3 separate regions of the Homo sapiens genome follow, and regions 1 and 3 are each linked to region 2. Evidence: chromatin contacts called from ENCODE Hi-C or POLR2A ChIA-PET data. All regions are on one chromosome and are shown on one strand. The core of a region is the stretch at or near the end of the contact, and the rest is flanking DNA. Distances in the headings are between cores, read along the strand shown.

What was found. Hi-C counts contacts between places; a loop is a spot of excess contacts on that map. ChIA-PET counts read pairs that join two places held with the same protein, here RNA polymerase II (POLR2A). Pooled maps may share reads with other maps.
Region 1: POLR2A ChIA-PET joins it to region 2 with 12 read pairs in PC-9. The contact joins two enhancer-like sites. POLR2A ChIA-PET finds 5 or more read pairs at or near these places in 2 of 52 experiments (MCF 10A and PC-9).
Region 3: a loop to region 2 is called in a pooled map, with 6 times the contacts of the local background. The contact joins the promoter of LTN1 here to the enhancer-like site in region 2. A Hi-C loop is called at or near these places in 3 of 50 pooled maps. POLR2A ChIA-PET finds 5 or more read pairs at or near these places in 2 of 52 experiments (MCF 10A and activated CD8-positive, alpha-beta memory T cell).

What each region holds. Positions count from the first base shown.
Region 1 is chr21:29,217,779-29,222,031 of GRCh38, forward strand. The region is part of intron 1 of LINC00189 (long intergenic non-protein coding RNA 189); the gene reads left to right. Among named protein-coding and RNA genes, the nearest start is that of LINC00189, 26 kb to the left of the region's middle. Within about 2 kb of position 1,758, at least 8 of the 41 ENCODE cell types and tissues checked have a DNase peak (open chromatin) inside an H3K27ac peak, as active enhancers do; they include PC-9, where a contact is called at or near this core.
Region 2 is chr21:31,353,020-31,356,722 of GRCh38, forward strand. It overlaps a transcript of TIAM1 not described here. Among named protein-coding and RNA genes, the nearest start is that of TIAM1, 11 kb to the left of the region's middle. Within about 2 kb of position 1,697, at least 9 of the 41 ENCODE cell types and tissues checked have a DNase peak (open chromatin) inside an H3K27ac peak, as active enhancers do; they include PC-9, where a contact is called at or near this core.
Region 3 is chr21:28,990,725-28,994,563 of GRCh38, forward strand. LTN1 (listerin E3 ubiquitin protein ligase 1) reads right to left here and starts at 2,153. Exons shown (of 30, transcript NM_015565.3): 1 at 2,040-2,153. The coding sequence starts at 2,081. It overlaps LOC105372766 (a long non-coding RNA gene), which reads left to right and starts at 2,379. Exons shown (of 3, transcript XR_007067835.1): 1 at 2,379-2,407; 2 at 2,846-2,957; 3 at 3,058-3,457. RefSeq lists enhancers at 1,958-2,067, 2,378-2,437.

The DNA.
Region 1 (4,253 bases), core at 508-3,007, 2.1 Mb before region 2:
ATGCCTCTGAAATTATTATGATATTCCAAAATAAAGAATTGTTATATGTTAAAAGCTCCCTGAGGATCAAGTTTTGGACTCCTCTCATCTCACGTAATGACTCATATGACAGCATATCATCAGGATATGGTTTATGAGATTTTCCTGGAATTACATCATATTGATGACACATTTATGCGCCTTTGCAATTACAAAATTCCTCCTATGTTGAATGTTGTTATTCTCCCCTCATGATTCAGTTCAAATGCCTTCTTCTCTTTAACGCCTTTGTCAACATCCCACTTCCTCCAGTCTCCCCAGTGCTCTGCTCATAATTCTCCTATCCACATCACATTGTGTAATGATTGTTTATTTACATGTCTGATTATCCTGCTAGTTTGTGAGCACTTGGAGAAGAGAAAATGCACAGCCTATATTTTATTCATGTCTGTATGCCCAACGTGTGCACCAACTGACAGCATAAGTGCTCCATGTGTATTCAATATTTCCTAAATGTAAAGTTGAGAGTAGTCCTTCAGCTTTGGGATTTTGTTGACGTTCTCAGTGAAACCCAGGTTTGGAACTCTAACAAATATATTTGAATATTTCTCGGGCCTATAAATGCAGCTTGGAACTAAAGACATCTGGTCTACTATAAAAATCTTCTGAATGGTCTCTATTCCTCTATTCATGTTTCCTTTCAATCATTTTCCAATTCCTGCCAAAGAGAATATTCCAAAACAAATCTGTTTATTACTTTTTAATTAAAAGTCTTCAAAGTCTTCCCCTTGCTAAAGGATAAAATTTTTTTTAGGGTGGCATCCAAGACCTTACTTAATTTAATCCTCTCGATCTTCCATGACTTATCTCTTGATGCATCTTCTCCATTCTCCCCTCAGTCCCCCACCAATACACACAACTACCTCACAACCCTGCACTTTCCACCCCACCTACCTGCTTTATAGATGCTGAATTACAAGTAATTATCTAAATGGACCACACTGCAGGAACTTCTGTAGCCATTTTCCATCATTGTCCTGTTCTTTCATTGTTGTTTCTATTTCTTTTTTTATCTCCCTAATTATTTAAACCATATTTTACAGACTTGTTACATTTACTGACTCTCATGGTGGTGGAGATGGATTTTTTCCTAGTGTGCCTGTGTGTGGGTGAGTTTTGTTTTATTTGCTTATTTTATTGTGAGATCATTTTCAGCAGGGGTTGATTCGCTTCCCACTCCCAGGTAGTAGAAGTACCAGTTTTGCCAGTTTCCTAGTGGTTTTATGGGTCCTAGACCAGCTCTATGTTAATGTCCCAGCTTGGGATTTTGATAGCATGGGGACAATATAAATTGGAGCCTTACATGCTTGTGTGCCTTAGGTTTGCAATTTCTCGTTTTTTCCCTACTGAGTCGCGGGTAGATGGCAAACTTCCTTGCTACCTCTCTAGGCTTTTGGGTGGAGTATTTCTAGTTCCTTTTTAACAGATGGGCCTGGCTAAATGTAGAGGATTCAGCTCTAGCTCTCCATGTCAGATCTCACATGGGTCAGTGTCCTTACCCTCTTCCTGCCTGGACATTAAAACTCAGCTGTATTGCTAAGCAGGCCTGACAACCCCGTGAGAGGCTGTTGCATCAGCTCTATTTACTAGCCTGTATTTAATTTCCCTCTTCCTTGCTTAAACCTATGGGTTTGTTTCTGTTTTCTTTTTTCAAGCTCAATCATTTTTCCTTACGCTGTTTTATCTAGCATGTGGGAGAATTGGTGTCAGTGTAGTCCAATAGGTTGTTGGAGGGCCTCTGTGTTACCTGCTGTGGTTATTCCCACGTTCTCCTTTACATGGAAGACTCTGTCATCAAACCAACCCAGACTGCAGGGCAACCTTGCTCTTCATACTCAGCCGAGCATCCCCTTCTCTATTGAACTTTTTTAAACCTTTCTCCAGATTAGAATTAGTCTCTCCCTCACTGGTACTTCCACCACACACTGTTTAGTTTTAAACCGTAAGACCCGTGACGCTGATGTGCTTACATTGTGTTCATGAGTCCTTTTTCCTTCTTGAAGATTATATTTTATTTATCTTTGTGTCCTTAGGGTCCTGCGCTTTGCAGGGTCCATAACAGGTGTTTAATACAAGCCAAATAATGGATGAATGAGTGAATACATAAAATGGGTGGATAATAAGAAATGACAGAATAGTAGCAATAGTAGAATTTCATAGTTCCCCTAGGTCAGGCATGGTGGTGTGCACCTGTAGTCCTTGCTATCCAGTAGGCTGAGGCAGGAGGATCACATGAACCCAGGAGTGCCAGGCTGGAATAAACTATGATTACGCCACTGCACTCCAGCCTGACAACAGAGTGAGACCCTAAAAAGAAGAGAGAAAAGTTCCTCTCTCTCTGTCTTTATGCTGTGTTTCTAGGCCACATCTATAAATAAATTAAGAAAGTCAAATTTAAACTATCTTATCCTGAAAAGAAGTGAAATGTAAGATGTTTATTGAAACTAGCAGCGATCACATCTAGTGCCCCCCATGTGCCAGGCACATTAAATTCACATATCTACTTTTTACAGCAACATTTTGATGTAGGTGCTATGAATATTCTTTTTACACGTGAGGGAAATGAGTCACCAAAAGGTTGAATAACTTGACCAAACTCAAAAATGATAGAGCTGGGATTTGAGCTCAGGTAGTCTGGCTCCAGAGTCTGTATTTTTAACCATAATATTAGATAACCTATCAGTACTAACGAAGAAGACAGAAGGAAGTTTCTGGGTCCATTTTTTTAAAGGAATTATTTGTGAGTTTAAAGTGAATCATTATTTTCTGATGAATATTCAGGTACTTTTTAGAACCCTGCCATGCGGGAAGATAAAAGTCTCACTCAGTAAAATACCTCTAAATTTAACTGATAGGTTTAAAAATCCTTCCACAATTGAACCTAGATTTCAGATGTTGTTATTTAAACACCTTTCTTTCTGTTTCCTTCCTTATTCACAGGAAAAAAAAAAAAAAAGAACAAATACAACCACCTCCTTTTGGTCTTCCTAGAAATATAAGTTGAAGCCTTATTAGAAATCATTTGGTATACATCCCTTTTCCTTAAAATCCGGAAAGCACCACGAATATTTTGAATTTATTTTATTTTATTTTTGAGATGTAATCTCACTCTGTCACCCAGGCTGGAGTGCAGTGGCACAATCTTGGCTCACTGCAACCTCCACCTCTCACGTTCAAGCAATTGTCTCACCTCAGCCTCCCAAGTAGCTGGGACTACAGGCTCCCGCCACCACACCCAGCTAATTTTTGTATTTTTAGCAGACGCAAGGTTTCACCATGTTAGTCAGGGCGGTCTTGAACTCCTGACCTCAAGTGATCCACCTGCCTGGGCCTCCCAAAGTTCTGGGATTGCAGACGTGAGCCACTGGGCCAGGCTATTTTGGATATACTGATAGAAAATCACCCTGCTCATTCATTCTCCTTATCACCGACTGAGAAGTAAGAAGCAAGACATACTGGATGGAGCAAAGCAACAGGCTCCATCTGCCCAGTCATTTTGACTGTCATACTGCCTGCAGGTGGTAACCACAATGCTTATACTTGTGGATGCAGAGGCCCAATAATTCCTGCATTGCAAATATGATCTCATCTCCTATCGAAGCTCCTTTAATGGAATTTTGTGGAGAAGTGATAACCTTCCCTGAATGTAAGAGTGGGCGAAAGAATCTCAAACCACAAGACACATTGACCATAAGCAAAATGGGAATGTGTTTTTGGAGCAGCAGAAACTTTTTACTTAGGATTATTAAAGAATATGCTAAAGAAAGATAAGCAACTTGAGCGGTTACTAAATATACCAAGCATGCATGGGGCTGAGATATGTGGGGTTATGTGCAGCTGAGCAAACAAAATGACTATTTTTGTAGGGACCCTGAGTGTGTGGCGCTTTGGGTTTGATGACGCACCTCACTATTTAAGGAATGCTGGAGAATTATCCTATCTGAAGTCCAGAACAGATTTTTCTCTTCGAGAGAAAATTAGTTTTTTAATGTTTGAATGGACATTGAGTAAAATGTATCATGAAAATATCTAATAATTTACCATGCCACCAAGATGGCACAGCCTCAGAGCCATGCTGAGATCAGAAGAAAATTGAAATAATTGGTAGAGTACAAAGGGCTTCATTTTTCTTTTCCTTTTTGGCAATAAACTGGCTCCATTACAGTGTTAGTGAGTTTCAGAAAATGGATGGTTATTGACATGAGATTACTTGT
Region 2 (3,703 bases), core at 447-2,946:
GATAAAATGACATTGCCTCACCTATCAAGGTAAATCTTTCACAATTATGAAGATAAAACAAGGCACACCCTTGCACAGTATGCTGGAGGCACAGCAGTAGGGAACAGCTGCTTCCACCAACCCATCCCAACCCCAAATTTCAACGCATATCAAGAAACCAAAAAGGGTCAGATATGAGTCCAAAACCCTAACAGTGGGGGAAATGAATCAAACCCAAATTCTTAATTGTAAATATTAAATGTTACACATGTTAACTGACCACATTCAGGTGTACCCTCAACTCGCAGTAATTTCAGCAGTTAAGACGTAAGCAGGGGTGCCAGGCAGTCTAAGTGAGAATTGCGGGTCAGCCAGGAATTCCTCTTCCAGTCACAGGCCTATCCCTTAATCTTCATAAAGCCTCAGTCCCTCATCTGTAAAATGGGAATAAGAGCATTTCCCTCATAAAACTATGTGAAGACAACTTTGATGACAATGAGTTGCTGACATTTCCTGAGCACTTTCTCTGTGAAAGCCACTAGGCTAGGGGCTGCTCATTCAATTTTCTACCTGGTCCTCATGACAGCTCAGCAAGGTACTACTTATTACTAGACCCATTTAACAGATAAAGAAAACTGAGGCACGGAGAGGTTAAATGAACTGCCCAAAGCCACTCAACAAGTAAGAGGCAGGTCTAAAATTCTAACCTAGTCTCTGTGAGGCTGGGACCCCAGCTCTCTCCAACCTCACTACTGCATTTGGGCTACAATCTTGTCATTAACAACCTTGACATCCTTACATTTGATTTATTTGTTTTTATTTATTTATTTATTTATCTTTTTTTTTTTTTTTTTTTTTGAGACAGAGTCTCACTCTGTTGCCCAGGCTGGAGTGCAGTGGAGTGATTTCAGCTCACTGCAACCTCTGCCTCCTGGGTTCAAGCGATTCTGTGTCTCAGACTCCCAAGTAGCTGGAATTACAGGTGCCCGCCAACAAGCCCAGCTAATTTGTGTATTTTTAGTAGAGATGGGATTTCACCATGTTGGCCAGGCTGGTCTCGAACACCCGACCTCACACAATCTGCCCACCTCGGCCTCCCAAAGTGCTGGATTATAGGTGTGAGCCACCATGCCCGGCCTTATTATTACTAATATTACCCTTTGTATCATGAATCTCAGTTTCTGGGTTCACAAAGTCAGAGGGCTGAGTGTGATTCCCAAAGCCTACACTTACTCATGGAGAACCTCATGCCCTCTTAAGGACAAATGTGGCAGGCAAGCAACATATTTTAGGGTTTGTCATGAAGCTCCTGGAAGTTAATTGTCACTCCGTCTGAGAAAGGTGAGTGAACAAGGTATCTAACGTGAGCCAGCTCAATTGCACAAGAGGCAAATAATATGCATAATGCATGTGTGGGAGATTCCTAAATGTATTCCTGGGGCCCTTTCACAGAACCAAGGACCCCCCCTCCACACCCCCACCACACGAAGAGGCAAGTTCAAACTCTGGACTGAGATAATTAACGGCTGGTGGATATTTTACACTGACCTATTTATAATACCTCCCTGAAGTACTAATGTTGGTTCACAATCAAAAGAAATACATACTGAACAGAATCTTGCTCGCAGCTGAACCACCCAACTTCCCGGTAAAACATGCATGACAGGTGACTCACAAGGATGACACAGTTCCTGGCACAGGCACCAAGAGTTACTACCGGTGTGGAGGAGGCTCAGCCAGCAAGTTGACAAACACTTCACCACATCACCTAAAACACCAAAGTTCAACCCTATGCTCTCAGATGCCTGGTTTCTGAGAAAGGGAATTTCTCAGAATGGGACCACAACGCTGACAACCTGCCCAGCTGACAATCCTTGCTGTGGGCTGGCAGACGCCAAGATAAGTCATCTCTGACTTTTATTTTTCTCAGCCTCAACAACTTCACACACCTTGCTTAGGCTCAGGCTTATGATTCAGACTTCTCACCCCTCCCAAAGCCCTGTACCCTGGGAGCCTTTGTTCTTTTTCTGGCCACAGATGAACTCAGCCCATTAAAGAAGAGCTGTAATCCCTTACACATATAACTTTCCATTGGCAAAAATTAGTCAGGTCGGCTGGGTCTGAGGTCAGCAGTCTCCTGCAGAAACACCCACCAGACACTGTTCCCCCACCACCAAAAAAAAAAAAAAAAGGTAGCGGCTAATGAACTGCCCATTAACCGTCTGGTAGAAACACACACACAGATACTACTGACTCATTCCATTTCAATAACCAAAAACAATATTCTTGGCCTTTGGCATGAATATGGGTTTTTGTTTTCTTAAGGATAGTGGCCACCTTGGTCTATTTGCTCCCGTGCAAACTTGTTCATCTTCCGCTTATGAAGGTAACCTTAGACTTGAGGTCTTTGTTCAACATCACCTTCTCAATGAAGGTGTCCTCCTGGCCAGTGGCCCCACCCCACCACCTCCACCCCTCATCCCTGGCACATTTCCTTTCTTACTTCCCTGATTTATTTTTCTCTCCTTTATTATTTATTTATTTATTTATTTATTTATTTATTTATTTATTGAGAAAGAGTCTCGCCCTGTTGCTCAGGCTGGAGTGCAGTGATGTGATCTCGGCTCACTGCAACCTCCACATCCCAGGTTCAAGCAATGCTCTTGCCTCCGCCTCCTGAGTAGCTGGGACTACAGGCGCGTGCCACCACACTGGGCTAATTTTTGTATTTTTAGTAGAGACAGGGTTTTGTCATGTTGGCCAGGCTGGTCTCAAACTGCTGGACTCAAGTGATCTGCCCGCCTCGGCTTCCCAAAGTGCTGGGATTCAGGCGTGAGCACTGCGCGCCCGGCTATTTTTCTCTCCTTTGTACACATGCTGAATATTTTCTTATTTTACTCTTTTTCTTGTTTCTCTCCTCCACTAGAACATAAGCCCCACAAGAGCAGGCACTTTTATCCATTTTGCTCACAGTTCTATTGCAAGTGCCTAGAAGAGGGCTTCATACGTGGTAGACTCTCAACAAATATTGCATGATTTGAATAACGGTCATTCATTACCCCGAGATGATAATTCAAGACAAGAAGCATGATCAAAACCACCCAGGTCTGAGGTCTCTTCTTTAACCATAGAAAAAAAGTCCTTTTAACCAATTCCTTCTGAATCCTTAACAGCAAAGAAAGAAATAAGGAACAATAGGAGAAATAGACATTTATGTCAATAATACACAAACACTTGGAGTTTTCAACTTATACATTCACTAAGGATGTTCAAGACACTGCATGCCAAATCTCTGAAATACACAGATTATTAATAATAAAGGGTAAAGATACCAATTGCCCGTATGCCATCATTGTCATGCATCCCCCCCACAGCTCACACCTCCCATCTTTTCAGACCACTCAATCTCATACTCTGTTAGGGTCTGAATGTTTGTGTCCCCTCAAAATTCATATGTTGAAATCCTAACCCCCAAAGTGATGGTATTCTAAGGTGGGGGCCTTTGGGAGAGGATTAGATCATGAGATCGGAGCCCCCAGGATTGGGATTAGTGCTCTTTTAAAAAGAGGTCTCGGAGTTCATTCATCTCTTTCACTGTGTAAGGACATAGCCACAAGGCGCTGTCCAGAGGAAGCAGCCCCTCACTAAACACTCAATCTGCTGTTGCCTAGATCTTAGACTTCTCAGCCTCCAGACTGTGAAATACATTTCTGTTGTTTATAAA
Region 3 (3,839 bases), core at 903-3,402, 2.4 Mb before region 2:
GTTTAGCCTGAATCTAATCATAAGGAAAAAACTAGATGAATCTGAATTAATCAAACAAATGGCCCAGGCTCTTCCAAATTTTGTTAAAAAAGACACTCCTCTCCCCGCTTAAACAGTACTGAGAAACTGTCTAGATCAAAGAAACCCAAATGGTAACTAAATGGAATGAGTGATCCTTGACTGAATCTCAGATGTTAAAACGGTTTATCTTTTTAAAAAAGTCCCAGCCTGGGCAACATGGCAAAACTCTGTCCCTACAAAAATAAGCTAGCCGTGATGGCCTGTACCTGTAGTCCTAGCTACTGGAAAGGCTAAGCTGGGAGGATCACTTGAACCCGAGAGGCGGAGATTGCAGTGAGCCAAGTTCACGCCTCTGCACTCCAGCCTGGGTAACAGAGCCAGACTCTGTCCCCGAAAAAAAAAAAAAAAAGATTAGCCAGGAGTCCTAGCTACTAAGGAGGCTGAGGTGGGAGGACTGACCGCTTGAGCCCAAGAGGTTGACACTGCAGTGGGCCATGATCATACCACCACACTCCAGGTTTGGAGACAGAGCGACCCTGTCTTACAAAAAAAAAAAAAAGAAAAAAGAGAACATTATTGGGATAACTACAGAAGTCTAAATACAAGGCTGTATCCTGGATTACAGTATTATACAAAAGTCAAAGTTTCTGCATACTATAACCATTATTATAATTGCTGCAGGCTAGAAAATGGCATTGTTTTTAGAAGATACATGCTGATGTATTTAGGAGTTAAGAGTCCCGACTTCTGCAACTAACTCTTATAAGTTCAGAAAAATACATAAATTAAGAGAGAGAAAGCAAATGCAACCAAGTATTAGCAATTGGTAAATGTAGGTAAAGAGTATATGGGATGTCGTTCTAATATTCTTGCAACTTTTCCTCATAAGAACTTTTCAAATATAAAACATTTGAGAAAATCTGTTAAATAAAAAACATTAAAAGATGCAAGTAAAGTGCTTAGCACAGTAACACAACAGGTTGCTATAATTGTTAATACTGTTATTATCTTCCAAAACAGATTAAGTGACAGATCTAAGAAAATGTGACATTGAAATCACTAGAATTAACTACATCAGAAACAGGAAAAAAAAGCATTCTCATAAAATTGGACTGTGCTATAATAAATCTAACACCATAAAAAAATACCATTACAAAACCCCTCATCGTGTAGTTTTACACGAATCCACTTTAAGGTCGTCCTTAAGCAAGTACTTAGTGAGCGTCTATTAGGTGCCAGTCTGTTCTAGGTTCCGAGGATAAAAACATTTGCTTTCAAAATACTTACGTCCTAGTGAACCAAGACAATAAATGTCATAAATACAATGGAGTAAAATAAAGTAGGAAGAACATGGGAGTGGGGAAGGGCTACCAAGAGGGTGATCATGGGAGACCTCACTGAGGTGTCGAGAGCAAAGTTTGGAGCCACCTAACTGAAGAGCGTTGGGAGCCGGCCAGGTAGTCAAGGCACAGTGAAGAGATCAGTGTGGCTGGATGAAGTAAGCCAAGAGGAGGGAGCTGAAGATGGGACTGCAGATGGAAAGGGGTAACAGGCAGTCCAGAAACCAAATATACCATCCTAAGAGCTTTAGCTTAGGAGAAGCCACTGTAGGTAGCAAAGGAGAGGCACAATCTGCGGTAACCTCCACAGTGGATTCACTTTAACATTCTCCCAACTCTCCTTCTTCCCAGCGCCGCCCTCCCCCAACCAACCCGCTACCTCGGCCAGATCACCTTCCAGTGAACCTGACACATTATCATTTCTTCATGAATATTATGGGTGTGTGCTCGGATGAGGACAGCTCTGGCATGGTACATCTTTTCTCTCACGATTCCCCAATCTGCTCAGAGATAACACAAACCGCTCTCAGGGACGCACACACAACAGAGAGGTCACACTCGACAGGGAAACACACGCCTCCCTACAGCCGCGCTCCACACACCCTCCAGCAACGCGCTGGGCGGAGCCAGCCGCCTCGAAGCGAGGCTCCCGGGTCGGCCGAGCCAGCCCCCGCTCACCCTCAGGTTCCCTTTAGTTCGCTGCTTGTTCTTCCCGCCCATGGTCGCGGTTGCAGCTGTACTCTGAGCACTCAGACCCCGGTTGACACGTCCGGGACACAACTTCCGGCTTCTGGCGGCGGAAGAGGACACCCTGTAATAACTTCCCCCGGGCCCTTTTCCGCCACCCACCCTGTCCATTTGCTGCCCCACTTCCGCTCCCGCCTCCCGCTGTGTCCCTGACCATCCGCCACCGGAGACGTCACAGCTAAAGCCACGCCTGTCTGAGTGATGTCATTCCTGGCCAATAGGAAGCCAAGCATTGGACCCGTGGCGCCAAATCCTGTCCTCCCCGCTTTCAGAAGCTAGGTTTGTTCCTTGCTTAGAGGGTAGGAAACTGGCGTGAATCATCAGAGGGGCAGTTTCACATAAGGGTAGCATTAGAATGTTATGGTAGAGGCTGTGGGAAGATGGGAGTGTTTTAGACTTCCAACATGATGCAATCATCAGTATCACCTGGGCGTTTTTTAGAAAAGGCCAACTCGGGCCCCTCAGAACTCCTGAATCAGATCCTGCATTTTGACAGTATTCCCAAGTCTTGTTAAAATTTGATTACTGCTGTAGGCACTATTCTCTCTAAATCTCCCCTCCCCGTCCCCTTTTATTCATATTGAAACTGTTAACGTGCAGTTTAGGAAAGAGGATAATGTGGGAGTCCCTATTAAAATTTGAAATGTACAAATCCTGTAACCCATTGATTGTGCGACTCAGAATCACACCAGAGAAACAAGTAAATGTGTGCTGGTTATTGTTTCTTGTCCACGCAGTCACCCTTTTATACTCAACTCCATGTTACTGGGGGGGCTTCTGCTAGATTCCACCAACAGGACGAACAAGAGGGAAACAAAGGCAAGAGGAAGAAGGGACTTGCTCCATTCTGTAAGCATCATGCCAGCAGCAGCTGCATTTTACCGTGGCAGGAGCAATTGCTTTAGCCAAAAGGTGGTTTTAATCTCTATCCTTTTTCCAACAATCACAGAATCAGCCTTATTGCACCCCTCAGAGATCACAGCAGCAGTCAGTGCTCTCCTCAGAGATCTGAATTCTACTTTCATGCGGCCCCTCCCCTGAGCTCCTGAGATAGCCAATGTTTGAGCCACCTCCTCAGAAGTTTGAGCCTCAACACCGTGGGATCCCTTCTTTGTGCTCCAGAGATCCAGTAACAGCCAGCCATCACCCTCTCTTCATTCTTCATAGGCCTGAACTAAGGTGTTCAGGGCCCTCCTTCAAGCTTTTAGGTTCTGATGACTCCAACCACTTCTTTTGTTCCATCCTTTCCTAGCTCTAGGAATGGTAGCTGCTACCTGCAGTGATTACCTGTTACCTTTTATAATTCCTTTTGACCAATTTCCCATATTAAAATATTTCTCAATAACTAATGTGATTTCTGTTTTCCTGACTGGACCCTGATTTTAAAATGCACACAAAAGCCAGGTGCAGTGGCTTATGCCTGTAATCCCACCACTGTGGGAGGCCGAGGCAGGTGGATCACCTGAAGTCAGGAGTTCGAGACCAGCCTGGCCAACATGGCAAAAACCCATCGCTACTAAAAATACGAAAATTAGCTGGGCAGTGGTGGCAGGTGCCTGCAATCCCAGCTACTTGGAAGGCTGAGGCACGAGAATCTCTTGAACCCGGGAGGCGAAGGTTGCAGTAAGCCAAGATCATGCCACTGCACTCCAGCCTGGGTGACAGAGCAGACTGTCTCAGAAAAAAGTCACACAAAGAGACATATTACAGGAGGTTCACAAAAACTTTATA